Linked DNA regions of Homo sapiens: region 2 is linked to region 1. A link is a loop called in an ENCODE intact Hi-C map of the cell type or tissue named here. Cell type or tissue: mammary epithelial cell. All regions are shown on one strand. Each heading gives the region's core, and the rest is flanking DNA. Links, peaks and the distances in the headings are about the cores only. Region 1 overlaps SLC24A2 (solute carrier family 24 member 2). Region 2 overlaps SLC24A2 (solute carrier family 24 member 2).

Region 1 (16,537 bases), core at 4,160-12,159:
CCAGAACCCCCGAGTCTGGGAACTGCCAGCACCAGAACATAAGCACCTCTAGGCAGGAATTCCATCTTATTCATCTTTGTAGTCCCCATTCCTGGTTCTAAGCCAGACACTTGCCAAGTTTTCAATACATTTGTTGAAAATATTACAATAGACCATATATTCTGATTTTGGCCTTCTAACTTGCTCTGTGACTTTCGACAAGTTCTCTCACCTCTCTGTGCCTCCATGTCTTCCACTATAAATGAATGGAAGTGTGATATGCCATACTTTGTGAGCAAAGTGCTAGAGCAGTGGTACAATTCCCATACAAAAGGTCTCTATGGGTGGGTCCATGTCACCTAGGCAGGATTCCTTTCCTTCTGCAATACAGAGAGTGAACTCTGTGTGTATTTGATATTTGGATTTGTGATCCCTTCCCACCTTTCATACTGATGTACTATAGCTAAAGCAAATTTCTTTTGTTTCTCTTTATATCCCCAGAGTGCACACTGCATGGCACATAGGAAGTCTCTAAAAGGAGCGAACAAATGAATGACTGAAGTCATTAAAGATGAAGGGATGAGTAAATGAAATATTAGAGCTGAAGGAGATTTTACAAATCTAATTTTAGAGTTCTTCTTGGTTACCATTTTATTTTTGTAGACACAGCTATACAGATTGACGGTCCCTTATCCAAAATGCTTGGAACCAGAAGTGTTTTGGATTGCAGATTTTTTTGTTTGGACTTTGAAATATCTACATATACATATATAATGATAGGTCTTGGGGATTAGACCCCAAGTCTCAACATCAAGTTTATTTATGTTTCATATACACATAGTCTGAAGGTGATTTTATACAATATTTTTGTTAATTTTTTGTATAAAACAAAGTTTTGGCTGCAATTTGACTGAGAACTGTCACATGAGGTCAGGTGTGGAATTTTTCATCTATGGCATCATGTCCGTGCTCAAAACGTTTTGGATTTTGGAGCATTTCAGATTTTGGGTTTTCAGATTAGGGATGCTCAACCTGTATTAGCATCTCCACCTTAGAAGCACTTGCTAGAATAAACTTAAATCATTTAAATAAGATAAATTTCAATAACTAGCCAGGGAAATTTAATTTCATAAAAATGTTTCCATATTAAAACATTTTTGTTCATTTTTGTTTTGTTTTGTTATTGGCCATGGTCTTAATATATATTTACATATATTAGAAGTATAGAGTTGTCACTTTTAGAGGGAACATACCATGTATGAAGGAATGATTAAATTAGAAATTGTTTTTTCAGGTGAACTTTGCCACCATATCAAAAAAATGTAAAGTTATTTCAGTTTCCGAAACTAATTTAAATGAGTACTTAATGATGTCAATGAAAAATGGAAAGTATGAATTGTGTCTTCTTTGAGGATCTTTTTCTTTAAAAGATGAACATGATTATTTTAACCTGCTAAATGTATATTTTTAAATGTTTCACTACTTGGTATAATAATACAATATTTCTAAAATGACAAAATGATAATTTTAGCTAAGCCAGTGTAAGGAAATTAAAATATTTACTTATAGAACTCACTCAGAACTTTTTTTGTATCACTTATTTATGCAATTAAAAAGAACAGATACTTTTTATGCTTTTCTCAATTCCTAAATTAGTTCTCTGGTTAGAACAAAATAGTGCCAAGGAAAAGATTTTTTTCTCTTCAACTTTTATTTTAAATTCTGGGGTACATATGCCGAATGTGCAGGTTTGTTTCGTAGGTAAGCATGTGCCATGGTGATTTGCTGCACAGATCAACCCATCACCTGAATATTAAGTCCAGCATCCACTAGCTATTCTTCCTGATGCTCTCCCTCCCGCTGCACCCCCGGCAGGCCCCAGTGTGTGTTGTTCCCCACCATGTGTCCATATGTTCTTAGAAAAAGATATTTTTAAAATAATTTCAGAAGTCATTATTTCAATTTCAATAGCCATTGATGCAATCACTTGTGTAGGTTCTTAATATATTAATTAAAACATTGACTAACATGTTATTTTTTTAATTTCCTAGAATTGTTATTGTGGATCATAACTGCTAAATATTTCAAATATAATCAGTTACACTTTTTAGCAATTAAAAATTTACCCCAATGCTTAGTATTAAGAACACTTAAAAGAAAATAGCTCGACATGGCATATGATGTATTGGGATCTATTATAACATTTTCAAACCAGGTACATGACAAAGTTACCTTATATACCTGGTTATTAGAAAAGAAAAACTCAATTCTAAAATGATGCCATTACGGTTAAATTTAAATTATATATTTGAAATTAAATTACAAATGTTTTAAAGAAAGCCCATACATTTTAATTTTATATTTTAAAACATGTAATAGCTTTACTACACATTAGATTTTCTTAGAAGTGCTATGTTTGTGGAGTTAAATTCCTGCTTCATGAATGAGACATTGCTTTTTCCTGGATGCAATATTTTCTTTTATCTTTCGGATGATATTAAAAATAGGTTTTATTTAATGTAACTTAAAACATACAAAAGATATAGAATAATATAGCAAACACCAGTAGACCCAAAATGCAGCTTAAGAAATAAAACATCACATACTCAAAGTTCTCTGAATACACATCCCAGTTACTTTCCTTCCTGCCAACCTCCCAGACTCAGGGATACCAAACACAGCCAAGGACAAGCATGGCGTACAGAGTGAAAATGGAGGAGCTGTGCAAATGGCTGTACTAGGCCCCTCATCAAGTTGATTTCCCTGTTTTTCCCATGTTGAGTCTGGAGGATAGCTAAAATGTATTGCCTTATAGATTTGGTAGACGAGTATGAATCCTTAAAGCAATGGTCCCAACCTTTTTGGCACCAGGGACCAGTTTCGTGGAAGACAGTTTTTCCACAGACCGAGGTTGGGGCTTAGGGGTGTGGTGAGGATGGTTTTGCGATGAAACTGTTCCACCTCAGATCATCAGGCATTAGATTCTCATAAGGAATACACAACCTAGATCCCTCACATGCACAGTTCACAATAGGGTTCCTGCTCCTGTGAGAATCTAATGCCACCACTGATCTGACAGGAGACAAAGCTCAGGCAGTAATGCTCACTCACCCTTTGCCCACCTCCTGCTGTGCAGCCTGGTTCTTAACAGGCCACAGACTGGTACTGGTCCACAGCCCAGGGACTGGGGACCCCTGCCTTAAAGTAGATATAGTAAAGTTGTTGCATGTATTTATTCAAAGCTTGTTAACTTTGTATAGTATCTTAATGAATGTGGTCCCCTGTAATTTGCTTTCCTTAAGTCAATATTATATTTATGAAGTGTATCTGTATTGAGATACTTAGCTCTAAGTCATTCATTTTAAGTGATTTTGGCATTCAAATTATATGAATAGTCTATAATTAATCTATCCATTCTCATTTGGTGAATGATTAGATTTTTTCTAGGTTTTTTTTTTTTTTTTTTTTTTTTGCTACTAACAAGCAATGCTGCTATGAATAATCTGTGCATCTCTCCTAGTGACATGTACAAGAATTTCTCTGAGACAAATCCCTACAAGCAGAATTGCTGGGTTTCACGTGGGTTTAGCTTCAAGTTTGCTAGATATTGCCAAATTATATTTCAGATTGGGTTGTATCAATTACAGTTTTTCTTCTTAAGATTTTTAATGATTTCTGTTTTCTCCAATACTTTTTTTCTTATTCAGTTGTTTGGTTGATGTTTGTGGGTTTTTGTCTTGACTTTCATTGTGAGGGCTTTCCTCAAGTGTCTGGTAAAAGGCAAGCCAATCATATTCCAAAGCCCAAAAGAGCCTTTGGAAGTCCTGTGTGAGTAATGGAGGCATGGGACAGGTGTGAACTGTGGGCTTCACTCTATTACAGGGTTTCTTTACAGTGGCACTACTGACATTTGGGGCTGGATAATTCATTGTTGTGAGGGCTGTTTTGTTGTTCTTTGCATTATAGGATGTTTAGCAGCTTCCCTAGCCTCTACCCACTAGATGCCAGTAGCACCATGCCCCTCCAGTTATGGAAATCAAAAATGTCTCTAACCCCTGGGGAAGCCCACCCCCGCCCCATTCCAGTTAGAACTGCTGCTCTAGGATAAATATATGGCTGGCCGGCCTTTTTATTTGCCCCAAATTTAAATCCCCAACGGCCTTCTCTCTGGGGTCATTTGCTTCTCCCCAGCTCCCATCTTTGCCGGAGGAAAAAGAAAAAAACAGGGAAATCAACTTGATGAGGGGCCTAGTACAGCAATTTGCACAGTTCCTCCATTTTCACTCTGTATGCCATGCTTGCCCTTGGCTGTGTTTGGTATCTCTGAGTCCAAGCCTCCTAGTTTAAATTCTGCAGATGCTCAGCCTCCTGTCTCCATAGGGTAGTCTCACTTGCCTGAATGCTGTGGGAAACAAGGATTTGTATTCTTTTACCTCTGTAACTAATATTGCCATGAAGTTTATCTTTGTGCATATCTGAACTCTTTATGATAAATTCCTAAAGTGAATTTTAAAATATGTGCAATTGACATGCATTTCTCCGTATATGAATTTTAACCCTTGATGCATATTATACCTAATAATCTAATCACAGTTCTTTTTTTCTTTGGGCAGCATTTACATTTAGAAAGTCTTTCGCCTGCTAGTTTCCCTGTAGCCTTTTCTTTATCAGAGAATAAAAGTAAAATAAATTATAAGTCCTCGATAGAATTTTAGAAAAAAATATTTTGTTTTCCTCTTCTCCGGTTAACAAATTATTTAGAAAAAATATTAGAGAGGAAATCTTCCATTAGTGAGAGAACAAATACTTACATAAATGTAATCTGTAATAACCTTGATTTAGGACTTTCCTTGTATAAAATACCTTTTATTAAAGCGTTTAAACTGAGTGGGAAGTGATTGAGCCAATTGCTAAGATAATATTATGATATCTTTACCCTATCTGTTGAGATTTCATCATTTATTATTTTCCTGTGCAAATAGGTAATTATTTTCCTAATCTTTAAAAGCATGTTTATTTAGAATGAACAGTGTAAGATTTGGGATTTTTTTTTTTAGAGAATCCTAGTTAACCATGTTTTAATTGGCAACTCTGTTTTAGTTGAACTAATTAATTTTGTCTTAGCAGTGAGAATTTGAAAATTATAATTTGAAGAGGATTTAACATACATTTTCATCTTCTAAGAAAGTTTCTATTGACCATTTTTCCTCCCCCAACCTATCTGTTTTTTAGATATTTATCTTGCTTGTGGGAAATAACCAAAAACTTAATTTAATTCTAGTTAATGAACAAAGACAGGTAAAAAGAAAGAAAAAGAAAGGAAAGAAGAAAGGGAAGAAGTTATTTTTAAAAAATAAATAAATAAATAAAGAGTGCCTCGGAAATCACCTTTATAAAAATCAAACTCATCTTTTCCCAACACTGTCTTCTGTACATGAGAAGCATCTTAAAAACAAAATGAAACTGACCTTTTAGGAGGGACAGGGAAGATGACTTTAGTGCTTATCAGTCTTGTCGATGTCCTTTTCTTATTTTTGTCCTCTAAATGTACTTGATTGGAAAAAACACCGTTTTTAAATCTCTTTATATTGAAGATATATAAAGAGTAAGAGTTTAGGTATATAAAGGCAATGCTTTCATCTAGTGATTTCTTGTCCTTGGTTTTAGACAGGGCCATCAACAACTGAAAAGGAAATCATTACTTCCTGTAGCAAAATTAAAATTAAAAATTAATAAACTAGTAAACAGTCATGGTGCACCTACCATGGACCAAATCCTTTGCCAACAGGCTGCATTCATATATAGACAAATGAATGATCAGAGACCTGGTTACACAGATAGACAAACCATTGATGGATATTTGGGTTGGTTCCAAGTCTTTGCTATTGTGAATAGTGCCACAATAAACATACATGTGCGTGTGTCTTTATAGCAGCATGATTTATAATCCTTTGGGTATATGCACACCAACATGGCACATGTATACATATGTAACAAACCTGCACATTGTGCACATGTACCCTGGAACTTAAAGAATAATAATAATAAAAATAAATAAGTAAATAAATAAAAGATAGACAAACCAACACTTTCATGGATGTTACCTCATTTTATGCTCACAAATGCCCTATCAGTCAATAATGTCCCCATTTTATGGACAGAAACACAACCTGTTAGAAGTTATGTGGTTAAGTGACTTGCCTAAGGTCAAATGGCTAACAAGTATGTATTTTTTGGATCTGAAGCTGATGAGTAAAGCTTGAAAAATGAGACAATTTGCTAATTGTAAACGTTTGGTCATTAATCAACATTCATTCATCTAACAAATTTTTATCGAGCACTTCCTATGTACTGAGCATTTTGCTAGGTGCTGGGAGACTACATGACTAATATAAAGTCCCTGCCCTCAAAGAGCTTACATTTGGTGGAGGAAGGAGACAATAAACACAGCAAATAAGAATGTGATGCATAGTGACAAGTGCTAGGAAGAAAAATAAAGCAGGCTGAGTGAATAAAGAGTGATTATTGGAAGGATGAGAAACCATTACTCCACCTGAAGTCACAAAATAAATAAAGCATCTTTTCTTTGCAATTCAAAGAGAAGGCCGTGTTTCATGTTTTACTGCTGGCATATTTTATCCACAGTGAAGCTAAACATGAAATTTAAAGACCAAAAAAAACTAATAAGGTGGCTTCAATTTTGTCGTATGGTATTACAGTCCATCTTCAAACAATATCTAAATTACAGTCTATTTTTTCTAGCATGAATCAAAAGAAAATCTAGTGAGGTCATTATTAGTGTCTGTAAAATTCTAGTGGAAAAAAACCTGTAGAAATCTGTCTTTGAAAGTCTGTTCCCAGAGTTCAAGTGGCAACTGTTTTGTGACTTGACAACATAGTTCATGGCTTTTAAAGATACATGACTTGTTCTGCTTAATGTGGTTTCCTGATAAGCCTTGAGAGAATTTTTTAAATTATACTTTTAGTTATGCATACATAATTGCCATTCATCTATGACATAAGTATGACATTTGGTATCTACTGCTTTTACAGATAGGTTAATGCAGTGAACTCCTTGGTCATTCTTTAGCCCTTTCTGAAGACAGGAGGTAACAATAATATACTTACCTCTTGTTAAAAGCTCCACATTTGACCATTTTACTCATTTTTATAATTCCAGTGTTTGCTTGCAAACAATCTTCCCTTGTAGTATAAAGGCATTGGAGTGCCCTGAGCAGAGGGGAGGGGTAGAGCTTTCAGGAAAGCAGTGATGAAACTGATATCCCTGGACAATATCAGCATCTCAAGGGAAGCAACTTTTATCCTCATCCTTGTTCTTGACTTGAACTCCAGTCCTTGTCCTATATACTAGTGTTGCCCAATGAGTGGAATCCAGTACTGTGACATTTGAAAAGATTTTAGGTGGTACCACAAACATTTTTAATGATTATATGCTTATTTTAACATATACTAGGAAAGTATATAACTGGTTCTGTACTTTTAACCAGAGAAATAAACCCATTTCTCAAAAGTTATTGCTTAGAAGCAACGAGGAAGTGAAAGAAAAGTGAGTCCTTTAAACTACTCTTAAAGTACTAGGTTAATAATCGCAGAGATAGAACCCAGCTATGGCAAAACCATGATGGTAGTGCATGGATGACTGAGGGCAAATGAACACAACCATCACTGTGGTCTTCAGTCACCTTGAGCCCTGCTTTTCCAAAGATTGATTCCCTATGGTCCTTTTCTTCATTTTCTGATAGCCTCTTCTCTTCACATCTCTTTTCTGCCCATGGGAGATTTCACAGCCTGGCCCTGTCCTGTGGGAGCCCCACTAGTGTGAGTCTCAGGGGGCTGGCATGTGGCTACACTGTGCATTGTTCAATCCTTGGAGGCCTTTGTCTATTGAACTTCCTTTTTTGGTTGAGGTAGTTAAAGACCCTTCCAAAGTTTCCCTTACATGCAGGTGCATCCTATATTTGTGAGGGCTCTTCTCATCCTTTCTTGTTCACACCTTCAAAGGAGGATGTTTCAGTGTTGCCAGTGGACTAAAATTGAGTGGAACACCTTGTGCTGGACGTCTGGGGCCTGAAATTATCTTGGGCAGCTTCAAAGGTTTTCATTATTTAACTAATTATCATATGAACCTGTTGTTTGAATGTGACACTGTCTTTTTCTTTTGCCAATACACATTCTCTCTCTGTCTCTCTCTCTGTCTCTCTCTCTCTCTCTCACACGCACACACACAATACGCCTCCCTTAGTGGTGGCTGTACTACTCCAGCTGATCCACTTTTCCATTCTATCGAAATCCACTGTGTACTGTGCACATTCATTATTCAGCATCAGGTGTAATCTAGTGAATTATAGGGGAAAAGGATTTGGAACCAGACTGAATATATAAAAGCCTACAGAATCACTTGTGTTCATTTATGCAAAAAGGAAAAAAGAGAAAAGCCACAGTAGTTTATGAAACTGAATTGTCCAGTAGCTACAGAATGGCTAGATCTAAGGAGGCCTCAGGCAGTACCATTTGGCCTTTACCTCTTTCTGTGTGTCTTCTGCATTCAACTTTGCTTTTCTGTCAGTTAGTTCTATTCTCAGGCAGGTTCCTTGTACAGTAAACAAGAAAGCCACCAGTAGATCTTAGCTTACATCTCATCAGCTTACCATCCCCAGAGGAAAGACAACCCCTGTTTCCAGTGCTTCCTCCAACAGTCTCAGCATTTCACCAGTTTGAGTCAAGTATCCAGCTTCTTACCAGTCCCTGCAAGCCCTACAGCCCAGAGGTGGGGCCTACTTACTGAATGAGCCTGAGTCATGCATCCTCGTGAAGCCGAGGGTGGGATCCATCCCCTACTAAATCAAACGGACCCACAGTAGGAGAAAGGGTGTATTAGTCAGAGCTCTCCAGAGAAATAGAACCAATAGGAGAAGTGTGTGTGTGTATGCATGCGCGTGTGTGTGTGTTTGTATAAAGCTACATGTATAAAGCTACAGAGAGAGAGAGATTTACTATAAGATATTAGGTTATTGCTCACACAATTATGGAGTCTGAGAAATCACATGATCTGGCATCTACAAGCTGTAGAGCCAGAAAAGCTGGTGTCTGTCTGGAAATTCGAAAAGCCTAAGAATTGGAGCACTGAGGGCAGTAAAAGATCAAGGTTCCAGCTCTGTCCTCTGCCTTTTTATTCTGTTCAGGCACTCAGTAGTTTGGATGATGCATACCCACATTGGAGAGGGCTATCTGCTTTACTCAGCCTGCCAACTCATTGCTAATCTCTTGCAGAAACACCCTTACAGACACACGCAGAAGTAATGTTTAACCAGCTATCTGGGCATCCCTTGGCCCAGTCAATTTTATGTATCACTTAAAATTAACCCAAACAGAGAGAGCCTCTAAGACACTTGAGATGCTATTTTAAAAAGAGGAGAGGTAGGTGCTGGGCAGGAGAAAATATCAGATCCAGGTGAGGGCCTTACACATTGGACATGGCCAGAAGTGGAGGCCATTGTTTATGATGAAGATTATATTAGATGTGCCACACTGACAAGCCCTTTCCCCAGCATGTCAATGGGCCTGTGGCATTTATTCCCTGCAAACTGTAATAAACATGACGTCATCTATCACACTCCCGTACTCTGTAGGAAAATGAATATTCTGAGCATTAGTCAGACATGTTGAAAGAAGTGCCCAATAATTCCTTAATATCCAAAATGCTTTCAGCAGCTCCCCTTACTAGTCAGAATATCAAATCATAGGAGCTGTATCAATCTTATTGAGACTAAATTGAGTTAACTAAGAATATGGCCTTTTGAGAAAAGCTCAAAACAGCAGAATTGTAGAATAAATGGCTGATTTATTTGCTCTTTTTTTCCTTCTTCGGGAGTCCTGGTGTAACCACTACACTTCTCCGTGGAGAAGCGCACTGGCTAAGGAGCCAAGAAAGCTGTACCATTTACAACTTAGGCCACTTAATTCACTTCACTCAGCCTCAGTTACCTTATCTGTAAAATGGCAATGATGATATTTGTCATATTGAAAATGTGATGAAATAATAAAAGTAAAACAACTAGGAAAATAGCTGGGGATTAAAGCAATGCTTAATATGCTGGTTTTTCTCTCAGCAAAGGGACTTTCATTATAAATTTAGAGTTTTGATAAATGTATATTAATCTGTTTCATAGAATCTAAAGTTTCATGTTTGGGTAAAATTTGGACTGAGGTAATATATATTGTGTACTCAATAACAATTTGAGCTTAACACTATGAGACTGTATTTATTCAAGTAACAGACTAAAAGAATTTAAATTCTGGTATCTCTGAGCATGACATGCAGGGACATGCAAAATAAGAGGCATTCCTCTGGCTTAGGGAAAGACATGTATGTTGGGGCCACATAAGAAACTTATATCAGTAAAATAATATTCAAAAATTTCTGCAAATGCACTCCTAGTGCATTTCCTAAATGAAAGCTATTCACCAGCAACACATTCTGCTTTGCGTCCTTAAAATGAAGATAAAAACAAAACTCATTCTAAGGAAATTTTCTTTCTAATCAACTTAACTGAAATGCAGCTTTTTTCTTTTTCTTTGTTTGTTTATTTGTTTTTCTTCTATGCAACTCTTTTAAAAAAGTAAACTTTCCTACAGCTTTTCCGTATACCCCAGTGACTACTTGGAATCACTTTTAGGTTTTGTGTTCAAACAAAGATTAACAAATGTGTAGTAAGTCTACCAAATGATACCCAGCTTTCTATCGGCACCATTTTCATGTTTTCTCATTGTACTTTGCCACAATACAATGAGGGAGATGTTATTCTCTCATTTTGCAATCAAAGAAACTGAGGCTCTGGAGAAGTTATATGATGTGCCTAAAGCCACACAATCAGTAATCCATAAAGCCAGGATTATCAAGTCCTGTTTTCTAAATCCAGGGCTCTTTTCGCAGGGTATTAGTAACATATTCTAAACTAAAATATTTTATTTTGCACATTTAATAGCACCTTACTTCAAGATTTATACAAGCTACAAGCTGAACAAATTGATTTGCAGGTTATTTTTAGAAATCATTTCACCCATCACTGAGAGGAGCCTTCACAGAGCTTTTCGAAAGCATACAAAAATATTGCCTGGCAGTTTAATGAAATGGTAAAAGAAGAGAGATAAATTACTGGAAAGTACAGAGTGTTTATGCATAAACACTAGAAGACACACATGGGGCAAAGGGATGACTCCCCACTGAACTGCCTTGTCTGAATTAACATTTAAGTAACGCAAGCACCTTTGTCATTGCCTGGATCCTGAGGGGTCACAGCACCTGACTGGAGCATTTGTCACCCAAATTATAGGGTTCAAATCCAATCCTAATGACTTGGGGTGCTAATCAAGACAGCTGAAAGTAGTAACTGGTAGGAATCTGATTTGGACTCAAGGAGGAATGCAAAGGTCAAAGCCAGAGAGCAAGTAAGTACCAAAGTCAAGTGTAAAGGTAAAACCCCAAACAGGAAAGTGGTCCTATGATCCCAAAGTTGGAAGCTCAAGAAGAAGTTGAGAAACACGGCGTGGAACACATTGGTACAATGTTTCAGAATGAGGAATGTGAACGGTGTGAGGAAGTCAGGAAACATTTTCCGTCATAGCTATGGCCTGATATGTGGGACCACCCAAATGGACAAAGGAATTTGTCTGTTTGCTCCCTAATTGATTTCACCTTCGAGTCTATCACACGAATTCCTACAGAGTTTCATAATGGCTCATAAACTTTAAGTAACTTGAGGACTATGTACACAAGGGGTGAGTAACATGCCATTTTATACATTACATACCCCAAACACAGTGAACTTGTTCCGTTTTGTTTTTTGATTTTTATTTTAGGTTCGGGGAACATGTGCAGATTTGTTAGATACATAAATTGTGTGTCATGGGTTTGGTGTACAGATTATGTTGTCACCCAGGTAATAAGCATAGTACCCAATAGGTAGCTTTTTGATCCTCACCCTCCTCTCATTCTCCACCCTTAAGTAGGCCCTGGTGTTTATTGTTCCCTTCTTTGTGTCTATGTGTACTCAATGTTTAGCTTGAACTTATAAGTGAGAACATGTGGTATTTGGTTTTCTGTTCCCGTGTTCACATAGGATTATGGTCTCCAGCTCCATCTATGTTGCTGCAAAGGACATTATCTCATTCTTTTTTATGGCTGCATGGTATTCCATGGTGTACATGTATCACATTTTCTTTAGCCAGCCTACTGTTGAAGGGCATTTAGGTTTATTCCATGTCTTTGCTGTTGTGAATAGTGTTGCAATGAACATACACATGTGTATTAGTTCATGCTCATGCTGCCAATAAAGACATACCCAAGGCTGGGTAATTTATAAAGAAAGGAGGTTTAATTGACTCACAGTTCAGCATGGCTGGGGAGGCCTTGGAAAACTTATAATCATGGTGGAAGAGGAAGCAAACATGTCCTTCTTCACATGACGGCAGGAAGGAGAAGTGCTGAGCAAAGGGAAGAAAGCCCCTTATAAAACCATTAGATCTTGTGAGAACTCACTATCATGAGAACAGCATGAAGGTAACCGCCCCATGATTAAATTACCTCCCATGGGCTCCCTCCCGCAAGACGTGGAGATTATGGAAACTACAACTCAAGATGAGATTTGGGTGGGGACATAGGCAAACCATATCAATGTACATGTGTCTTTATGGTAGAATGATTTATATTACTTTAGGTATATAGCCAGTATTGGAATTGCTGGGTCAAATGTTACTTCTGTTTTAAGTTCTTTGAAAAATCACTTCACTGCTTTCCACAGTGGCTGAACTAATTAACATTTCCACCAACAGTGTCTAAGCATTCCCTTCACTCTGCAACCTCACCAGCATGTTATTTTTTACTTTTTATAATAGCCATTATGACTGGCTTGAGATGGTATCCCACTGTGGTTTTGATTTGCATTTCTCTAATGATTAATGATGTTGAGCATTTTTTCATATGCTTCTTGGCCATGTGTATGTCTTCTTTTGAAAAGTGTCTGTTCATGTCCTTTGCCCACTTTTTAATAGGGTTGTTTTTTGCTTGTTAATTTAAGTTCCTTATAGATTCTGGATATTATACCTTTGTTGAATGCTTAGTTTGTGAATATTTTTCCCATTATGTAGGTTGTCTGTTTACTCTGTTGATAGTGTGTTTTGCTGTGCAGAAACTCTTTAGTTTAATTAGGTCCAATTTGTCCATTTTTGTTTTTGTTGCATTTGTTTTTGGCATCTTCATCATGAAATGTTTGCCAAGTCCAATGTCCAGACAGTATTTCCTAGATTATCTTCCAGAGTTTTTATAGTTTTTGGTTTTACATTTGTCTTTAATTCATCTTTAGTTGATTTTTGTGTATGGAGTAAGGAAGGGACCCAGTTTCAGTCTTCTGCATATGGCTAACCAGTTATCCAAGCACCATTTTTTGAATAGGGAGTCTTTTCCCCCATTGCTTGTTTTTTGTTGACTTTGTTGAATATCAGATGGTTTGGGGGTGGCTTTATTTCTGGGTTCTCTATTGTGTTCCATAGGTCTATGTGTCCATAGATCTATGTGTTTTTGTATCAGTACCATTCTGTGTTGGTTACTGTAGCCTTGTAGTATAGTTTGAAGTTAGATAACATGATGCCTCCAGCTTTGTTCTTTTTACTTAGGATTGCCTTGGCTATTTGAGCTCCTTTTTGGTTCCATATAATTTTTAAGATAGCTTTTTCTAATTCTGTGAAGAATGTCATTGGTAATTTGATAAGAATAGCATTAAATCTGTAAATTGCTTTGGGCAGTATGGCCATTTCAACAATATTGATTCTTCCAATCAATGAGCATGGAATGTTTTTCCATTTGTTTGTGTCATCTATGATTTCTTTGAGCAATGTTTTGTAATTCTCATTGTAGAGATCTTTCACCTCTCTGGTTAGCTGTGTTCCTAGGTATTTTCTTCTCTTTGTGGCTATTATGAATGGGATTGTGTTGTTGATTTGGCTCTCAGCTTAGACATTGTTGGTGTTTAGAAATGCTGGTGATTTTTAGCATGCTCCAGTGGCGCAGTCAGTTAGCATGCAGTACTTATACAGAAATGCTAGTGATTTTTGTACATTAATTTTTATCCTGAAACTTTGCTGGAGTTATTTATCAGATATAGGAACTTTTGGAGAGAGGGTGTTGTTTTCCAGGTGTAGAATTATATCATCTGCAAACAAAGATAGTTTGAGTTCCTGTCTTCCTATTTGGATGCCTTTTATTTCTTTCTCTTGCCTGCTTGCTCTGGCTAGGAATATTAGTACCATGTTGAACAGGAGTGGTAAGAGTAGGCATCCTTCTCCTCAAAACATAGTGAATTTGTTAACCCAACCAAGAACCAGATATGAACTCACCTCTGCAATGCTGCCATCTTGTCATCTGGGTTGCGTTTTCCAGGTTTCTTATATACCTACTTTCTTCACAATTTGTCTTTCGTAATGAAAGACCCAAATTCCAGATATCAACAAGTCTAGATGAAACTCACTACCCTGAAACCCTTAAAATGTTCAAGGGTCACCTTTGCCTGTCAGATAGACTGGGGTTTCCCCTTCCTTAGTTATTTGGTGCTGTTATGCTCACTTGTAGTGTGGGTCTTTAAGGTACTGCTCTCCCCAGCCACATGTCCTGAATGCTTCAGGAAAAGCACTCCATCTCTCTTTGATCATCACGGAAACTAGTTTTGATCATGTTGATCAAAAAGAGCATCATCAAGAGTCCTGAATGGAAGTTTGCTTTAAGGATGTTACCCTAGTTCTAGAAGAAGAACTTCCTTGAAGAGGAAAGAGGATGTCCTTCAGTGCAGCAGCCTGATTTCCAATGGGGGAAGGGATTCTTGCCTCTTTTAGAACAAACCACATCGTCCAAGGAGGACTGTCTGTCTCTTTCCCAGGCCTCAGAAATTTGAATGAAATGTCACAAAACAGTAAAAAAAAGTTGGAGCTTATTGGCCCTGCAGGGGCATCCTGAAAAGATTGCCCATCAGTTCCTGCTGCCTGGTCCCCTAGAGCACCCTGTGTCTACTGTTTTTAAACCCAATTCTTGATTTTCTTTCAATCCAGTGAGTTCCCCATTCCTTACAATAAATTGCCCTTTCCAAATTAAGCAGGAAGTTTCTTTTGCTTGTAACCATAGTATTCCAAGGGCTACTCCCCAGGAGGGGAGATGGTGAAAAGCCAGACACAGGGAGGAACTGCCAGGAAGTAAGAGAAACAAAAAGAGGTGTGGAGCCCCTGGGCCCAGGACCGGTAACCATGAAATCACCAACAGCTTTTTTAAGTGTTTCCTCCCCGCCTCAAAAAAATAATGTTTTTAAATGCTCCCATCTCAGCACAAGAAAGCTGTTCTAGCTATATAAAATTTCAGTTCTGCTTATGCTTAGCTAGATTTTCATCACGTGGTATAGCGGTCCTTGCTAATTCAGAAGCTCTGGTTGAAAGCCTCCATTTAAAATAAGTGGGAAAATGAACTAAATATTGTTGTGTTAGTGAGGTTTGGTTGAACACACATTTCATGAAAAAATAAATTTATGTTTCTTGGAAACTGAAAAAAAAAAAAAAGTTCAGAGCACAATTTCCAGGCAGGACACTGAATGTGAAATGAAGATCACCTGATCACAATGGCTAGGTGTGGTCAGACCAAATGCCCATCACCTTTTCTGGACTCTTCCATTTCCATAAAGACAATGAGCTCCTCCATCTTTCAAGATACCGCTCAACATCCATGTAATCTCCCAGAAACCTATGCTGAGGCAATAGTTCCTTTCCCTTTGCTTCAGTAGCACTCTAGGAGCAAAGACCTGTGTTTCCTGCTATCAGTTTTATAATTGTTCAGGTTCATCCTTCTGTCCCACTAAACTGCATCTTGCCTGTGGGGGATTTGCTTTCAGAGTTTTACCTCGCCGCACTTACAGCGTCTAGCATACAGTAAGTGTTCAATAGTTAATGTACTGTCCTTTCAAAGGATTTCATAGTAAACCTTTCCCTCCTCTCCCTTTGGCAAATGCCCTGCACTGAAATTTTGCATCAGCATTATGCTAGGAATGAAATTTGTGTAGCTGATTTTTCACGGTGGGTCCCTAGCTTTACTGCACTCATAATGTGTATTTTTTACTCTAAACCTTTTTTGAAACAGCTGCTTTCAGTTTTGTTTTGTTTTTTAATCCATCTCACTCTGAGACAGTACAGCTAATCAATACATGAAGTAAAAAGAATGGAAAATGGATGTAAGTCATGACTTTTCTGGGGTTTCCCTTTGGCCCTACCTTCAAAAATTTTCCACCTCTTCCATAACTTGCTTAGAATAAAGACAAATTAGTTTTCATGATGAATGTATTTTAATATCAACTAAATACATCTGTTTAATCCCAAATTAAAGATGCCATGATATTTCCTATGGATATTTCTTACAGTACGTTTGTGTATTTAGAGGTCACCTCTACTTAACGCTGTGTTTCTCCTGCTCCCTGTATTATTGCTGTGTCACACTATATAATGTAGTGGT
Region 2 (16,537 bases), core at 4,293-12,292, 53 kb before region 1:
GAATTGAGTACACATAGATTCATTCTCCCTCTCTCTCTCTCTTTCTCTCAGTGTTAGCTGTTATTGTTAATGCAGACTCTTTATTTCTTCCTCCCCACAACCATATGAGTTAGGTTTTTTATTAAGTCTATTTATATAGGAGGAAACTGAGGCTCGGTGAGTTTAAGGAGTTTTCCAAGTGTGATGGCGCTCCCAAGGGGCTGGGCCAGGGTCCAGCTCCCCAGGATTGCGTGACTGCATGGTCTGTGTTAAATGGCATCCTTATCTGCCATGATGATCGCTTTGACAGACTTAACCCTTGAAGACACAGCCTCTTTTCTCCAGTCATAGGGAATCTTCATTTTTTCTCATTCAGATTCTGCCATAACCCCTTGGTGTTCGAGTCGGAATTGATCTGTCCATCACCTCATAAGCCCACATTGTTGCCCCATGTTTGACCACTGCTGATGAGATCTGCAGTAACTCACCCTTTCCTAGGGTGAGTTACTGTATATTTCTATCTACCAAGAAAAATCCCTGTTCTACCTAGCTCCATCCTGGATCAAGTCCTCATTCTTTCTGCACCTCTTCTCTCTAGTTTCCGTTCTTATTTCTTCCCTGGAAAGCATCTAGCGCTGATGACACATAAGCAAACGTGTCGCAAGCACTCATCAAATGAACATTTTCAGGTCTAATTCTGCCATTTGACAACCTTTTGACTACGTGGAAAGTGGCTACCACATTGTACATTCTAATTTGAGGGAAGGAATGAATGATTTCTTTGCAGAGAAGCAGCTGGTACATAGAAAGGAGCAGGACAAGTTCATTCTGTCTTTGAAGATTAGGCAGAATTATAATGCCTGTGCTCAGAAATGCCTAATTCAGCCAAGTCTTCTTCTATCTCTTGGTAAAGTGCACTGCCAAGTTAGAAAGGAGCCAGCTCCACCACCCTTCCTACGTCTGATCCTCCAGACACATATTTGCTAAAGAAAGAGCCATGGTCCTATCCGTAATGTTCAGGAAGGGCAGATTGGCATATCAGGTGAGCCTGGTACTCTGCTCACCTACAAGTCTCATGCTTGGTGGGACACTTGGGGCCATGGCTGCAGAGCTATGGAACTCTCTACTCCCCATGTCTGCATCCCTTTTTTCCCCAAAAAATGATTTGGTTTCTCTCCTTTCTCCCCAGCATTGGCTGAAGTTTCTTAGGAACTTGAGATCAGTGGTTCTCAAGGCTGGCTGCACAGTAAAATCACCTGGGAAAGTTTAATAGGATCCTCCAGGTCCCAGCCCACCAAAAATTCAGCTTCAGTGGTTCTCCAGTGGGCTGGAACCCACTCAAGACTTTTAAATTTTGAAAAAATATTCTCAGGTGCTTCTACTTTGTAGGTGATTTGGAAACCACCGGTTTACTAACTATATAGTACTTTGGCCGCCTTTCACATCTCTGCCTTGCTTTCTTTCTCTGTCATATGGACATGATAGTAGCTCTGGCCTCCTAGGGTTGTTGTGAGGATTAACAAGTTAAGATGGATAAAGAGCCCCCAGAAAAATGTCCAGCACATAGTGTTGGCTACAATAACTTTTACTGCTATAATTATTACCGTCAGCGCTAAGTGAAGTCATAGGGGTTCAAAGCAAATAAGGCATATTCCCTCCCCCAGGTTCATAATCCTACGAGGAAGACAAACATGTTACCGAACACAGTCAGCATAAAACAGTAAGCCCCATAGTGAAGGCAGGCACAGAATGCTGTGGGTATACAAACTAGGGGTGCAGCTAAATCTTCAGTCGAGAAGGAAGCCGGCTTACCAGAAGCCGGTCTAACACTAGAGCAGGGTCTTCAGTGAGTTTGCCAGACAAAAGCAGAGTAGGCAGAGGACATTCCAGGTACAGGAACTGTCTGTGCAAAGTCATCTTGATGTGGAAGAGCATCAGATGGCAGACACCTGGCCGGTAGCTTGGCACCATCTGTTGTTGGGGGAAAGTGATGGTCGAGAAGCTGGAAACAGACCAAAGCCAGACCTTGAAGGACCTTTGTGTCTCCCCGAAGGCATTTGGATTTTATCCTCTAGGCATGAAAAGCTGCTGAGGTACTTTAGAAATAGAGAAACATTCTCAAAATTGCATTTTATAAAGATATCGATGAAAAGAGTACACCAAAAGGGAAAATGGCTGGACGGGGGCAGAGCTCAGTTCAGACCCTTTTGCTGTTGTTGAGATCAGAGACAATGATGACTTGAACTAAAGGAGACATAGTATCAAAAGGAATTGGCATTTGATTAGTTGCAGTATGAGGGGGCAGTGGCATTTGGAGATGACTTGGAGACTTCTAGCCTGGGGCTGTTAGAGTCTTCGCATGCTATCTGTAGTTGAGTTGGGAATTATGGGAGGACAAATGGGTTTGGAGAGGAAGAGGGTGAATTGAGTGTTGAGCATGTTGAGTTTAAGAACTGTAGGATATCCAAGCAGAGGATGCTTAAATAGAAGTGTTCATTAGGCAACTGGGGAGGACAGAAAGAGATTGCAGTGGCCCCTGGGCCTTTCTGGTATTCCCAGTGAATCTTCCTGTATTCTGGACCTCAGTTAAAACATTATCTTCCAGTCAGCTTTACAAGCTAAAAACTGAAGTTGTCTTCAAAGACTTCTTTGAACCACCTTCTGACACTAATGTACTCCGGCAGTGTCCAGCAACTGATTCTCCTGGTCTGGGAAGCATGGGCAACTGCAGTTCCTCTGACCTTGGCTTGAGTTCCTGGAGGGTCTAGCAGGCATGTGCTTTGCTCTCCAACTTGGTATATTCCTCTGGACTTGATCACAACGGGTGATCCCAGGTGGGAGAATTTGGTTTATGGTCCCTTTAGCAGAATGCACTGCAGTGTGACATTTACTTTACACTGTTAAAGAAAAATGTTAGCAAGTCCCAGTTGTGAGCATATGGACTAGCTGCTGCTGCATGACCCCAAACCCCACTGAGTCCCACTAATTCGAGTTGCCAGATAAAATATGAGATGCTAGGTAAGTTTCGTTTTTCATTATACAAGGAGTCATTTTTTAGCGTAAGTTTATCCCATGCAATATTTGGGACATACTAAAAATGATTCATTGTTTATCTGCAATGCAAATTTAGCTGAGCATCTTGAATTTTTATTTGCTAAATATGGCTACCCCTAAATTTAATCTACGTTGAACATTTCTTATAATGCCTAGAATCTCTTCTAGTAAGAAATAAGCAGTCCCTTTTGTCTTTAGCACAGGAAGAGACCAGCTAAACTCATTTCTTGGATGATGTGGCTGAGCTCTGGTTCTCCCTTATCCCACAGGCAATAAACTCAGTTTTGTCTTGTTTTCTTTTTAATCTCTGGTGGTCTTTGTTTTATCCTTTGAACATACACACAAATACCTTTTTAAAAAATGGACATCCAACCAAATATAAAAATATGGTCAAAAAAGATTCTGGTTGGTTTAATAGTATTCTAACAGGAAGACAAGCCAAAATAAATGAAATGTATGCTGTTCTTTTATCTCATTTTAAAAGAATTGAATGCCTGTGTTTTGCTGAGGATTCAAGAGATATGGATTGTGTATCTTTTTGTTGTCTATTTTAACCTTTCTCACCTAAGCAACCTGAGCTGAGAGCAAAAAAGAGAGGTAACTTGGGTCGGTATCTAGAATGCCCAAAGCAATTTTGCTGATTCATGAGAACCTCAGGGGCTTATGATGGCATCTGGAAATAACTCTGGAAGCTGGTTGTGCTGATCAAATGTGTCTTATCCTGTACTTCAAGGTCTCTAGAGAGAAGGAACTTACACAATCTGGTACAGCAACCTGTTCCAGATAGGAGGAGGCTCTTGTTGTTTCTAATTTAACACAAACCAACTTCCTCCTGAGCTGTCTCCATTTGAAACAAAGAAGGGTTGCTTATCACCCTCCTCTGTGGCTGAACTGTACTTTGTGATTCATCCTTCCTTCCGTTTCTAGGAATGCTTTATCACTTCTGGTGAGGCCAGTGCTATCAGGAAGCCAGGAGGATGTCTTTAGCTGTGTTGTTAAAACCAACCAACCAACAAACAAACAAACAAACAAAAAAATCAAAAAAGGGACAATAAAAACATCTGGGCCTAGGCTGCCTAGATGAAGGGACTGACCAATATTGCTGGAAATTTATTATCAGGTTAAACCACAACGATCATAATTTTAACATTAACCCACCTAAGATTGTGCAGGCATTCATTCTGCACAATCTTACTGCCCAGCTGTGACTCACAGATCTTTCATTAAACGTGCTCACAATGGTGACTCAACAATTTCTTCCACCACTTACCCCACTACATCAATGGAGGCCAGTCTAAAACTTCTTGTGTTATACTTTTCAGAGGGAAGGGATTAATGTTTTGTCATCTTGTTGAGTATAAAGAAACAAGTCTCATGGTAAAGAGGAAAATGTGCCTGCTGGCTTGCATGAGTGCAATGGGAATTTTTTCTTGTATTAATAGGAGTACTCAGGCAACTGAAATCACAGATCTGCTCTCCTGCATAGTATCTTTATATCTGCTTCAGCTGAGCTGAGTGTGAGCCCCTGCCCAGAACAAATGGCTTTGGATATTTGCTTTTGGTAAATAATTCAATAAATAACCTGGGAACACACATGATATTCACTATTGCATATCTCTTTAGTGAACTTACGAATTTTGCAGAACCAGCAAATAGGAAAATCTGTATAGGCTAAGAGTCAAGAGGCAACTGAGTGTCAGCCCTTAGCACACACTCAGGAGCAGGACTGCTTGCATAGAGCATCTTGCCATGATAGTATTTGCTAACTTTGTGATCTCTGGCAGTTTATTAACCTCTTTGTGCCTCAGTTTCCTCATATATAAAATGAAAATAATCAAAACACCTCACTGATATGTGTGGGTGAAATGGATTGACCCAGAGCAGCTCCAGTCACTTCCTGTCACATGGTTAGCCTTCGTGTGTGTGGTGTGTGTATGTACATGTCTGTGCCATCACAAGTGTGTTCAAGCAGTCTATGGTGACACATTTGCATTTGATCTGTCCTGTGTCACATGGAGCAGGTAGAAATATATGAGTTAGAGAAGACACTCATAGTAAAAGTTAATTTCCAGGTAAGACAAGAAGAATTTCCTTTGGCTAATCTCTTGAAAGGCAAAGTGATATGTCAGATAATAATATGTATATGACTAACTTCTATTAAATGCTGATTACATGCTAGCCACTGTGCTGAGCACTTTATCAGTATTAGTTAGTCCTCTTCTATGTAGGATTATTATCCCTCTTTTACAGATGAAGAGATTGAGGCCTAAAGAGATTAAGTATATGTATAAGGACTTGCATAATGTAACACAGCAAAAACAAGCAAATTGTGTGTGTATTTTATGAAACCTATTATAGAAATGTTTTAAACACGTACACATACCTGTATATGTATATAATGGGAGAGAGAGAAAGTATAGGCATAAAAAGTACATGGGAATGATAGATATCAAACTCAGGATGGTGAGGAAAGGGAGAGAGAGAAGTGGAATGAAGAGGGAACACAGAGGGCTTGACATGTATCTGGAGTATTTTACTTCTTTCAAGTAAGTGTGAATATTAAAAATATTAAAATTTGAATAAATCAGGTAGTAGATTGATTGTTGGTTATTATATCATTCTGTATGCCATTTTGAGTGTTTAAAATATTTTGTAATTTTAAAAAGAGGTTATACTCTAATGATTTGGAGAGTACCAGCATAGTACTGGCCCACAGTAGACACTCAACAACTGGGATTGTTCTTGTTAGTTGGCTTTTTTCCTTTGTATTGCTCTGAAATAAAATTGTTGATTTCATTGTTGGAATTACATTCTGAAATACAGATCTAGCAGGTTAGGGACTCCTATAAGAACCCCCAAAAGGAACTCAAAACACTTTTGCAAAGGTTCTTGCTAGCTGTCTCATAAATCAACAAGATAAGTGTGACTAAAAATAAGCACCAAATAAATGTTATTTGTCAGAAATAGCACTTAGTTTGGCCTGCCCATGAATTTTCTTTAGACTTTTTGACCTTAGCTTTTTAAAGGGAGATAAACAAGTGAGGACAGAAATACTGGATTTCAGAGTAATGCCAGAATCAGGGAAAAATAATTCTCTGGATCAATAATAATAATTAAAAGCTTCCCATTGTATGCCCTTGGGTATATTTTATATTTTTCCTATTATAGAAGTATCAATTTTATTGACACCCTAGACTATTATGATAATGGAGTTTTTTATTGAATTCAATTACAGTTAGTCACCATGAGACTCCACATGCTATCTGCACTAGGAGTTGCCTCAGGCACCCCTAAGAGCATAGAGATATTGAATATTTTCATAAGGGATTAGCAATTTTTCCTGTATGTCATGGCTATAATAAAAGTCAGCAATGCTGATTTCATTTCACTTAGATTTTGCATCTGCTTTTGGAGTTACGTAGAGCTCTGATGAACAAAAGATAAATAAAATAATTATTTAAATTTCTTATTTATGGTCCCATCGGAAAGTTGTCGTAGGCACTGAGAACAAGAGAGCCGCTTACCTCCTGACAGTGTTGTGTCCTGTAATTGAAAGAGGATTGCATCTGCACTCACATGCACTTGTGCATTTAAAAAAAAAAAGAGAGAAAAAAAAACAGATTGGAGGAGGGAAATGCATGATGTCAGTGGTAGAATTCTGGATGATTTTTTACTTTCTTCTGTAGTCTTTTCTGTATTTTCCAGCATTTCTTCAACTAATGTATTAGACTCTTACAAGTAGAAAAAAATAGTATTTCTAAAACACAGAAAGAAAGGGCTATGATATGTCAGGAAACTAGATTGATATTAACTCTGACACTTTCCTAACTATGATTTTAAGAAAGTCACTTAATCTCTTATTGCTGCTTTTACATTTACATATGATGGTTAGATGGGCATAATAAACTTTTTTGACTTGCTTTGCCTATTGTGTAAAGTTCTTATTTATAGGAGTTAGGTAATAAAATATGAAAAAACATTTAATAAAAAGTGTTATATCAATGCAGGTCTTTCCCAGCATGTAGAAAAGGAATTGAAGCTGTGGGGCAAAATTCAGAGGGATAGATTAATTGCTCTCTGGCAACAGGTACACTCACAGGTAGGTATATTTTAAGGCAGTGGTTCTGAAACTTGCAGCCATCACAATCGCCTTGGATGCTTATCAACGCATAGATTGCTGAATCTACCCCCAGAGTTTCTGATTTATTAGGTCTTGGAAGAGGCATGAAATTCTGCAGTTCTAGCAGGTCCCCCAGACAATGCTGATATTACTTCTCTTGGAATCACTCCTTGAAACTATTGTTTTAAGGATGTATGGAGATATGTACATACACACAAGTATTCCAGAGTATTCAGTGGTGTGTTAGTCTATTTGCATTGCATGAAGGAATACCCGAGGCTGGGTAATTTACAAAGAAAAGAGGTTTAATTGGCTCATGGTTCTGCAAGCTGTACAAGAAGTATGGCACAGTCATCTGCTTCTGGGAAGGGCCTCAGGAATCTTTCAACCATGGCAGAAGGCTAAGGGAGCAGGTGCATCAGAGCAAGAGGGGTGGAGCAGGTGCCACAATCTTAAATGACCAGATCTCACATGAACTCAGTGCAAGAACTCACTCAATACCAAAGGGATGGCACTAAGCCATTCATAAGAGATCTGTCCCTGTGATCCAGCACCTCCCACTAGGATCCCCTCCAACATGCTAGGTCACATTTCAACAGGAGATTTGGATGACAAATGTCCAGACCATATCAACTAGTTAGAAACTTCCTAGTGACCTTCAAGAATACACTTTCAGAAGAGTGGGAAACATATTGAAGTTGGATAAGGAGAGAACCGTGGATGTGGAAAAGAAGCCAATAGTTACAGGCTTAGATGTTTGGGAAGTTTATGAGTGAAGTAACAAGGTATTTGAATGGGAAGCAGAGTAAAATGAATGTTTAGATGGATAGGTGAAACTTATAGTTGGGGCTAATGAAGTATTTGTTTCATCCACAGTGAAACAAGCCACAGTGTTCAATTTTTTAAATTGTAGTCAACATTTAAAACTTACCAGATTTCATATGTAAATCCAGATTCCCATCTACTTTTGGAAAATCATACAACTTGGGGTCTTCCTTTCCATGTGACAACATCAGTTGGAGCCAAGTAGCGGCTGTCCCCTTTCCTTGGGGCATATGCTTTGGGTTAAACAACCCCTGTCTGGTCCTTCCCTTCTTTGATGACTCACCAGTCCTCTACGAGCATAGGAGTCTGCAACCATAAAATCTAACAAGGTAAACATACAAACTCCCAGTGTGAGGATAGAGAAGAACTGAAGATGCTGGAGTGTTGTGATCATAACATGAGCAAGGACCAGAAAGAGGAAGAAGGAGATGGGATCAAGCACACAGTGCGAGAGGTGGCTTGAAGAAGAAATGGGAACATCCATCCCTAGATATGGTGAGGGAGAAAATAGAAAACATAGAAGTCAAGGAAGCAGTATTTTGAATTAAAGATGATGATCTTTATCCTCTCAGTAATATGGACAAGACCCTCTTCTGAACCTAAGAGAGGAGGGCATAGGTCCTAGGGAAAATAAGAGAAAGTTTGGTGTCATTGATGTATTGTAACATCACAGAGCAGCTCTGCCAGCCCATATGAGGTGAGGTATACTGTGGGGGGTCCCCTCTAACAATGTTGTGCAGCGTGAGTGGTTGCGGTGATGATCAGGACTGGGTTTTGGTCTCTTAAGGGCACAAAGCTATTTTTCATTTTAAGCCACTAAGCAATCAAATAAACATAACCCCACAGTTTATACATGGGCTAATAAAGTGAGAAAGTATCCTCCTTACCTGCACCCCCACCAAAACCAGGTACCCGTCCATTTATACTGTTGATCCATCCTTCTGTAGAGTATCTATAGTGCCAAGAATTGCGTCTAAATGTCCATGCTTTTTGAATTGGGAGAGGCAGTAGTGTGCCTCAGGATAAACAGAACCCTAGGACCTGAGCTTAATTTTATTGGTAGATATTTTAAAGGAGGGCAGCAGTTAAATAATTTACTTAGCAAGTAATTCAGAATATTTTATGTTATGTGAACAAGAACATATTATAGAATGCAAAATCTTTCTCTCTTTTTGAATATAACACCAGCTTCAAATAAATTGTACTGCGCAGTAACTGCTCTGGGCTACACTCCTCTGCCCAGCCCCGACAGCACACCCATTCTGTCCCCTAACCTAGGTCAATAGCAAAGTTTCAGAAATGCCACTGAAAGAACATTCATTCTTCAAATTTAAGCTTATAGTACGGTAAATTATCTTTGCTTTAAGAATTGCAGAAAATTGGTGCTAGCTGTATTTCAAATACTGTTTCCTTAAAAAGCAGCTAATTAAAATTCTCTATAATTTATAAGGTGGATTACACATCAGTGTATGATCAAGTTCACTATGAATAGAAGTGATAAACTGACTAACCCTATGACATAACCTCAGCTGTAGTTGTCCAACTCAGCCGTAACTACTTTCTTAGCTCAGTCTTCTAATGCTGATGTGATGCAGACAGTGGAACCAATTTTTACTTTTTAATTTTTACAAGCTGTTGTCTTGTAAGATAGTTGTTAAGCACACAATTCCTCCATTTTTCAAAATAACAGTTTTTTCAGACTTAGGGAAATATCAGAGACACTTAAATTTTCCTAAGCCCGTCATCGAAACAGTAACATAAGGATCCTCTACTTTTAATTGGAAATTCCCATTTCCCTCTGGGATCTCTATCTGCTGGTAAATAGTCTCCATTGTTTCCCTCCAAACAAAACAAGATGGTTCCATGAAGCATTCAGCCATTCCAAAGGTAGTGACAGTTTCTCAACATTAGAGGTATGTTTGTGGCCCATTAGAGTCCAGTTGATCCAGATGTCCTGTGAGAGACATTCCTGAGGACAGGTGTATGTATGTGGAGGTAGGGGATAGTTCATTGATTTCTTTCACAGGTTGCTTTTTAGTTGGCCTTGTTCCTGAAGAAGGCATGTTCTAATGCTAACTAGAGAACCTTCATGAAAGGAGGGCCAGGCCCTGAATCAGAAGACCAGGGTCTAATCCCTCTTTTGCCACTTATTATACACTTAAACTAAGGAAAGGTTCCAACCTTCCTATACTTAAAAAAAAATTTAAGAACAGGTATGGGGGATTCATTGAATGTGAACCTCATGATCTCAGGAAAATTTAAACATAGGCTTTTCTCTCCTGAAGTTCCTAACTTAGGGCATTATCTATCAGTTTAAGAAGATAATTTCTGTATCTACTATTGAGGGTCTTATTTCTGGTCTTCACACCTTCTGAAAGGATGGGCAACTGAGAACAGACTGCTAATATGAAATAGTCTAATCCAGATGAATTCATTGTCATTTACTGTATTATTTCCTTAGGATAATACCTGTCCATCTTTCCACAGCACATTTTGCCTAAATTCTTAACAGGGTGCTCTTTGTTTGTGGCAGTATTTATTCATGTAAAATGCAGCTTTCCTCTCATCTGCTTTTCAATTAAGCAGCTACCTTGTGGCTTTCATATGCTTATGACATCAACACTTTTATGGCAATTGCTTCTGAGATAGAATTTGGCTTTTTGGCCTCTGAATTTCAAATATTGCTGTATCAGTTTCATTCACAATGGAGAGCTTTAAAAGAAATAGTGTGAACCTGTGAGAGATGTGTGGCTTATGCTCAGATATACTTTGTCAAAAATTGTCCCATTGCATACTATACTAACTACATTATTATTAAAGCAAAACTCAATTATTTAATTTTCAATAGTCATATTTTAAAATATAAATTGAGATAGCTGAATTTTCAAATAATTGAAATTGCTGTTCTGCTTACATGGGGTGGGGATAAGAAGCAAAAGCTGTTGATTTTTTACACAAATGTATGCTCAATAAGAGAAAATAATCAACAAATTGTATGTCATCACACAGGCAGCAAGGACAGAGTATATAACTCTTGGAGGTTGTGTCAGTCAAGACCCATTCTGGAGGCAGAACTCACATCTTCAACAGAGCATGCTTAACATGAATTGTTAACTAGGTAGAAAGTTGTTAATTATCTAAAGTGTAAAACAACTTTCAGGTCCCAGGGAGGTAGAATTGCAGGAAGCAGCTGCCACTCCTAGGCCTGGAGGGTCAAAGAGAAAAGGCTAGAATTATTAAAACATGGAAACTTGAGGAGGGAGCTGCTCAGCTGGTACTTGGAGCAGAGAGTGTTGAGGCTGTTATGTGAGTGTTGGAAAAACTGCGCCATTGAATTCACCTGCTGTGAAGAGAAGGCAATGCAACCTCTGGGACGAATCCCAAAAAATCAGGAAACAGGAAGTGCACAGGAAGTAAAAAGGAAGAAGCAAACCTCTTCCTTCTTTTTCCTACAGGCTTCCCACTTCCCTCTAGCTCCCCTTTTTGGCAGAACCGGAAAGCCAACTGGCAAATCAGGAGCGTGGTTTGCAAAATATCCTCTCAAGTGTCACAAAGCCTGAAAATACAAGAGTGGGTTTGGAGTCAAGAGGCAAGAGCGGAATCAATAGCACACAATTTTTCAGGCAAGATTAGCTGATGGCAGCAGCAGAAACCAAACCTTTAAGTGCCCAGGAAGGGTGAGACAGCATTCTAGGTGCCAGGAAGGACATACAGAGGATAGCAACATCTTAATGCTTGCCCTCAAATGACATTCCATTTCCACAGTGTATGTTTACCTTCAGATAAAGCCAATAAAACTGTGATTCAATGGTTCAGTGAGAGAGGCCAGTAAAAACCATGATGAGGCTGTTGTGGGTCTCTGTGAATAGTTTTCTCTCTCTCTTTTTTTTTTTTTGGTCCTTTTTATAATGGAAAATTTCAAATATACACAAAATGGAAAGAATAGTGAAACAAACACCCAGGTATCCGTAACCCAGCAATAACAATTGTAAGCATTTGGCCACTCCATGTTTTCTTTAGCCCCCATACCTCCTCCCTATCCTCCCAGCTTCCCATTGAGTTATATATAATTTCATTCATAAATAATTCCAGATGTTTAGTTACAGCTCAATGAATTTTCACAAAGTAACATGTTCATGTAAACCCCACCTGGATTGGGAAATAGAAATTACAGACACCCAGAGCCCCCTCTGTAGTACTCTCTTAGTTCTTTCCTCACTGCTTCCCAAAGGAGTAGCCACTGTCACCTATTGTGAACTTTGCATATGTGGATTCATAGAATATGTGCATTTTGGGGTTTGACTTCATTTATCTAACGTTGTTGGTAAGATTTATTCATGTTGTTGCATATAGCCATAGTTTTATTTTTATTGCTCTATAGTATTTCATTGTAAGAATACACTACAATTTATTCATCCATTCTACCATTGATGTACAATTGGCTTATTTCCAGCTCTTGACTATTACAAATAATGCTACTATGAACATTGTTATACATGTCTTTTGGTACACACTTGTATGCATTTCTGTTGGGTACATACCATGAATGGAATTGCTGGGTCTTAGGATACGTATATATTCAACTTTATTAAATACTGCCTAAGAATTTTTCAAAGTGGTTGTACTATTTTACCTTCACCAGTTCTAATTGCTCTATATCCTTGCCATCACTTGGCATTGTCTGTATTTTTCATTTTGACCGGTCTGGTCAGCGTGTCATGGTACCCCATTGTCACTTTGAGTTGCCTGCCCTTGATGAGCACATTTTCTGATGCTTAATTGGCTCTTTGAATATATTCTGTAATTGATTTGTAGGAGTTCTTTATATATTCTGGATATAGATATTATATTGGACATAAACACTGCAGATATCTTCTCCCAGTCTAACTTGCCTTTTCTTTCTCTTAATGGTGACTTTGTTAATATAAAGTTCTTAGTTTTAACGTAGTCCAATTTATCAGACTTTTTCTGTATAGTTAATGCTTATTTAGTCTTGTTTAAGAAATTTTTGTCTACCCCAATGTCATAAAGATATTCACCTGTGTTATAGAAGCTTTTTTAAAATTATTAACCTTTTACATTTAGCTTTATAATCCACCTACAATTGACCTTTGTTTATGACGTAAGATAGGGGTGAAATTCTTTTCTTCCCGCATATCAATATCCAAGTGATCTACTATTTATTGAAAAGATTATTATTTCCTCACTGCACTGCAGTTTCACCTTTGTCATAAATCAGGTGATGGTATAAGTATGAGTTTGTTTCTGGTTTCTCTGTTTGTATGTCCTTCTGCTAATACCATCTTATTTTAATTGTAATAAAGATTGAGATATCTGATGGTATACATTACTGAGTTCTGTTCTTCTTCAGAACTTTCTTGATTCTTTTTGGCCTTTTAAATTTTCAAATAAATTTTAAATTAGCTTGTCAACTTTCAAATTACCTGATAGAATTTTGAGTAGAATTGCATTCAACTATAATTTAATGAGTAGAAATGACTTATTTACAATATAGAATCTCTGTTCATAAGCATTTTGTATATTTCCATTGATTTAGACTTCTTTGTTTTCTGTAAATAATGTAGTTTTTTGTAGCAGTCATGCACATTTTTGATTAGATTTATTCCTAGATAAATGATTTTTTGGGGAGGGAACAGAGTCTCACTCTGTCACCCCGGATGGAGTGCAGTGGCACGATCTCGGCTCACTGCAACCTCCACCTTCTTGGTTCAAGTGATTCTTCTGCCTCAGCCTCATGAGTAGCTGGGACTACCGGTGCGCACCACCATGCCTGGCTAATTTTTGTATTATTAGTAGAGGTGGGATTTCACCATATTGGCCAGGCTGGTCTGGAACTCCTGACCTCTTGATCTGCCCGCCTCAGCCTCCCAAAGTGCTGGGATCACAGGCATGAGCCACCACGCCTGGCTAGATATATGATTTTTATGTTATTTTAAATAAAATATTTTTTAATTTTTTCATCTTCTGTTTTTGGCTTGTATATGGAAATATAATTGATTTACTGAGAATTTGTTTGTAATAGCCAAGAGTTGGAAACAACCTAATTGTACATCAATGGTAGAATGAATAAATAAATTGTAGTATATTCACATGATGAAATTCTATAGAATTTAGTTATTAATTCAAATAGTTTATTTGAAAATAATAATGATACTTTTCTATATATACAGCCATATTTTCTGAATATTATGACAGCTTTATTTCTGCCTTTCTAATCCTTTCATTTCTTTTTCTTTTTTGCTTTATTGTTTTGGTTAAAACTGATACCACTTTTAGACCAACATATCACAAATCCACCCACTGACCACAATACATTTATTAAAGAATGCATGCGTTCTCTCTCTCTCGGGATCTGTTACCCTAAATGTCCACTTTTACCCTAACATCATCCAGCCCCCACTCCAGAAAAACATTTCTCCATATCTCTTGCCCTACAGTTTTGAAACAAAATGTAACAACATCCAGATGCCATGAAAGTTTATAAGTTGTGCTTATGTTGATAGTGGGGACAAACACTGCTTTTCCATGAAAGAAGACTGTAGTGACAGAAGCACTAAGGTAAAAGACAAATTAACTTGACAAATTTATCCTCCTAGATAGCATGACTACATAGATTCCTTGCATAATGAAGTATAGTATTGACTCCCAGTAGGTCTGAGCTTTTTTTCCTCACTCATCTTGCATTCTGATTTTTAATTTTGAAGATCAGCAAGTTATTCGTAAATTAGCAACATTTTTTGAGTAATTGTGTATGCCATCTGAGCAATATTTTGCAGTATGAAACAATTTATGTTATTCTTAAATTTTCATATATTTACTTCCAGACCTAACATTTGTGAAGCTTCATGGTGATTCTTTTCATTGGCATATAGAAGGACATTCCATGTTAGAACTGAAAAAGTTTCATTTTTATAAAAATATTTAATAAAATTCATTAAATTTTTTAAAACCAAATTTTAAATGTCATATTTTCTTAATATTGATTTAAAATTTTGAAACTCAGTAATTTATTTGCATCTTGCCTTTAATTTTAACGTATAATGTTGAATATTTTAGAAAAACAGCATTTTTAAACCTGAAAAAATAATTTTTTGATATTCTAGATGTTTCTTATTTTTTATAAAAATATATCAAAATGTATACACCTTGAATGCAATTGCATTTTATTTTTTAACCTTTTAAATCATTACTGTTAGTAGTGTACCGATTATATGGATATCTTATTGTAACGAGATAAATTTGCTAAAATAAAGGCATGGGAAATACTTTGTAAAATAAATATGTAATAGTGGTGGGTTATTCATGCCTTTGTTTTATGACACCATCATTCACACATGGCCATCAACAGAACACCCATGCATGTTTCATAATAATTAAATATAATAATCTTTGACATTTTGCTAATTTTCAGTCATATATAAACAATAATCATAATTTTATTTTGTTACCATGAAGATATATTTGTCAAGGAAGGAGAAGAAAATATATTTTGACAGTTTTCTTAGCTTCTTAAATTTATTAAATTAACACATTCAGATATGTAGAATGTGGACCTCTATCTGTCTTCATGCCCCTGTCCCCGCAAATGGGCCTAGATGTGTCTGGCAAAGTTCTTAGTGCAGTGCTGCAAAGAGGAAAAGGTAGCAGATGTCCTTGTCCATCATGTTCTTCAAATATTATTTGTTCAATACTGATTTCTTTTGCTTGCTCTATCAATTCCTGGCAGAAGTGTATTAAAATTTCCCACTATATTTGCAGATTTGTCTGTTTCCCATTTAGTTCAGTTAATTTTTGCTTTGTCTTTTTTGAAGCTATGTTATTAGACATTATAAATTGAGAATTATTACATCATCATGATGGGTTAACTCTTGCATGGTATAAGATTATTTCTTTTAAGACAGGGTCTTACTCTTTCACCCAGGCTGAAGTACAGTGGCATGATCATAGCTTACTATAATTTTAAACTCCTGGTCTCAAGGGATCCTCCTGCCTCAGCCTGCTGAGTAGCTAAGATTACAGGTGCACACGACCACACTTGGCTAGTTTTATTTTTATTTTTACTTTTATTTTTAGAGACGAGGGTCTCACTATGTTGCCCAGGCTAGTCTTGAACTCCTGGCCTCAAGTGATCTCCCCACTTCAGCCTCTCAAAGTGCTGGCATTACAGGCATGATGCATCATGCCTGGCCTGGTCTTGATTTCTAGAAATTCTTATGGCTTTAAAGTCTACTTTGTCTAATTTCAGTATTGCTAAACCAGACTTCTTTTGGTTAATGTTTATCTAGAATTTTCTATCCTTGCAACATTTTCAAGCTCTTATATTCAAAATGTATCTCTTGTAAGCTGCAGGTGATTGGGTACTGATTGCACTGTTTTGTTTATAATCAGTTAATTAGATTTAATCAATTTGCATTTGATGTAATTTTGGGTATATTTGGGGTTTAAATCCATCATCTGTTTTCTCTTACTGAGACTATATTATTTTTCTCTCCTTTTTTTGCTACTCTTTGGATTAATCAAGTATTATTATTATATTTT

What was found. Hi-C counts contacts between places; a loop is a spot of excess contacts. Peaks named below come from ENCODE experiments on the same cell type or tissue, not always from the same donor. Only the 100,000 strongest peaks of a DNase experiment are listed, where the experiment ranks them.
Region 2: it touches region 1 in a loop (2.4-fold over the local background); 2 of 110 quality-filtered maps call a loop at or near these places.

Annotation. Positions count from the first base shown.
Region 1 is chr9:19,682,594-19,699,130 of GRCh38, reverse strand. The region is part of intron 2 of SLC24A2 (solute carrier family 24 member 2); the gene reads left to right. Among named protein-coding and RNA genes, the nearest start is that of SLC24A2, 98 kb to the left of the region's middle. RefSeq lists an enhancer at 1-331. In mammary epithelial cell, for the core only: no CTCF peak of the experiment used is centred there; a DNase peak (open chromatin) is centred at 8,810.
Region 2 is chr9:19,736,208-19,752,744 of GRCh38, reverse strand. All of the region lies in intron 2 of SLC24A2 (solute carrier family 24 member 2), which reads left to right. Among named protein-coding and RNA genes, the nearest start is that of SLC24A2, 45 kb to the left of the region's middle. In mammary epithelial cell, for the core only: no CTCF peak of the experiment used is centred there; no DNase peak of the experiment used is centred there; H3K27me3 peaks cover 120 bases.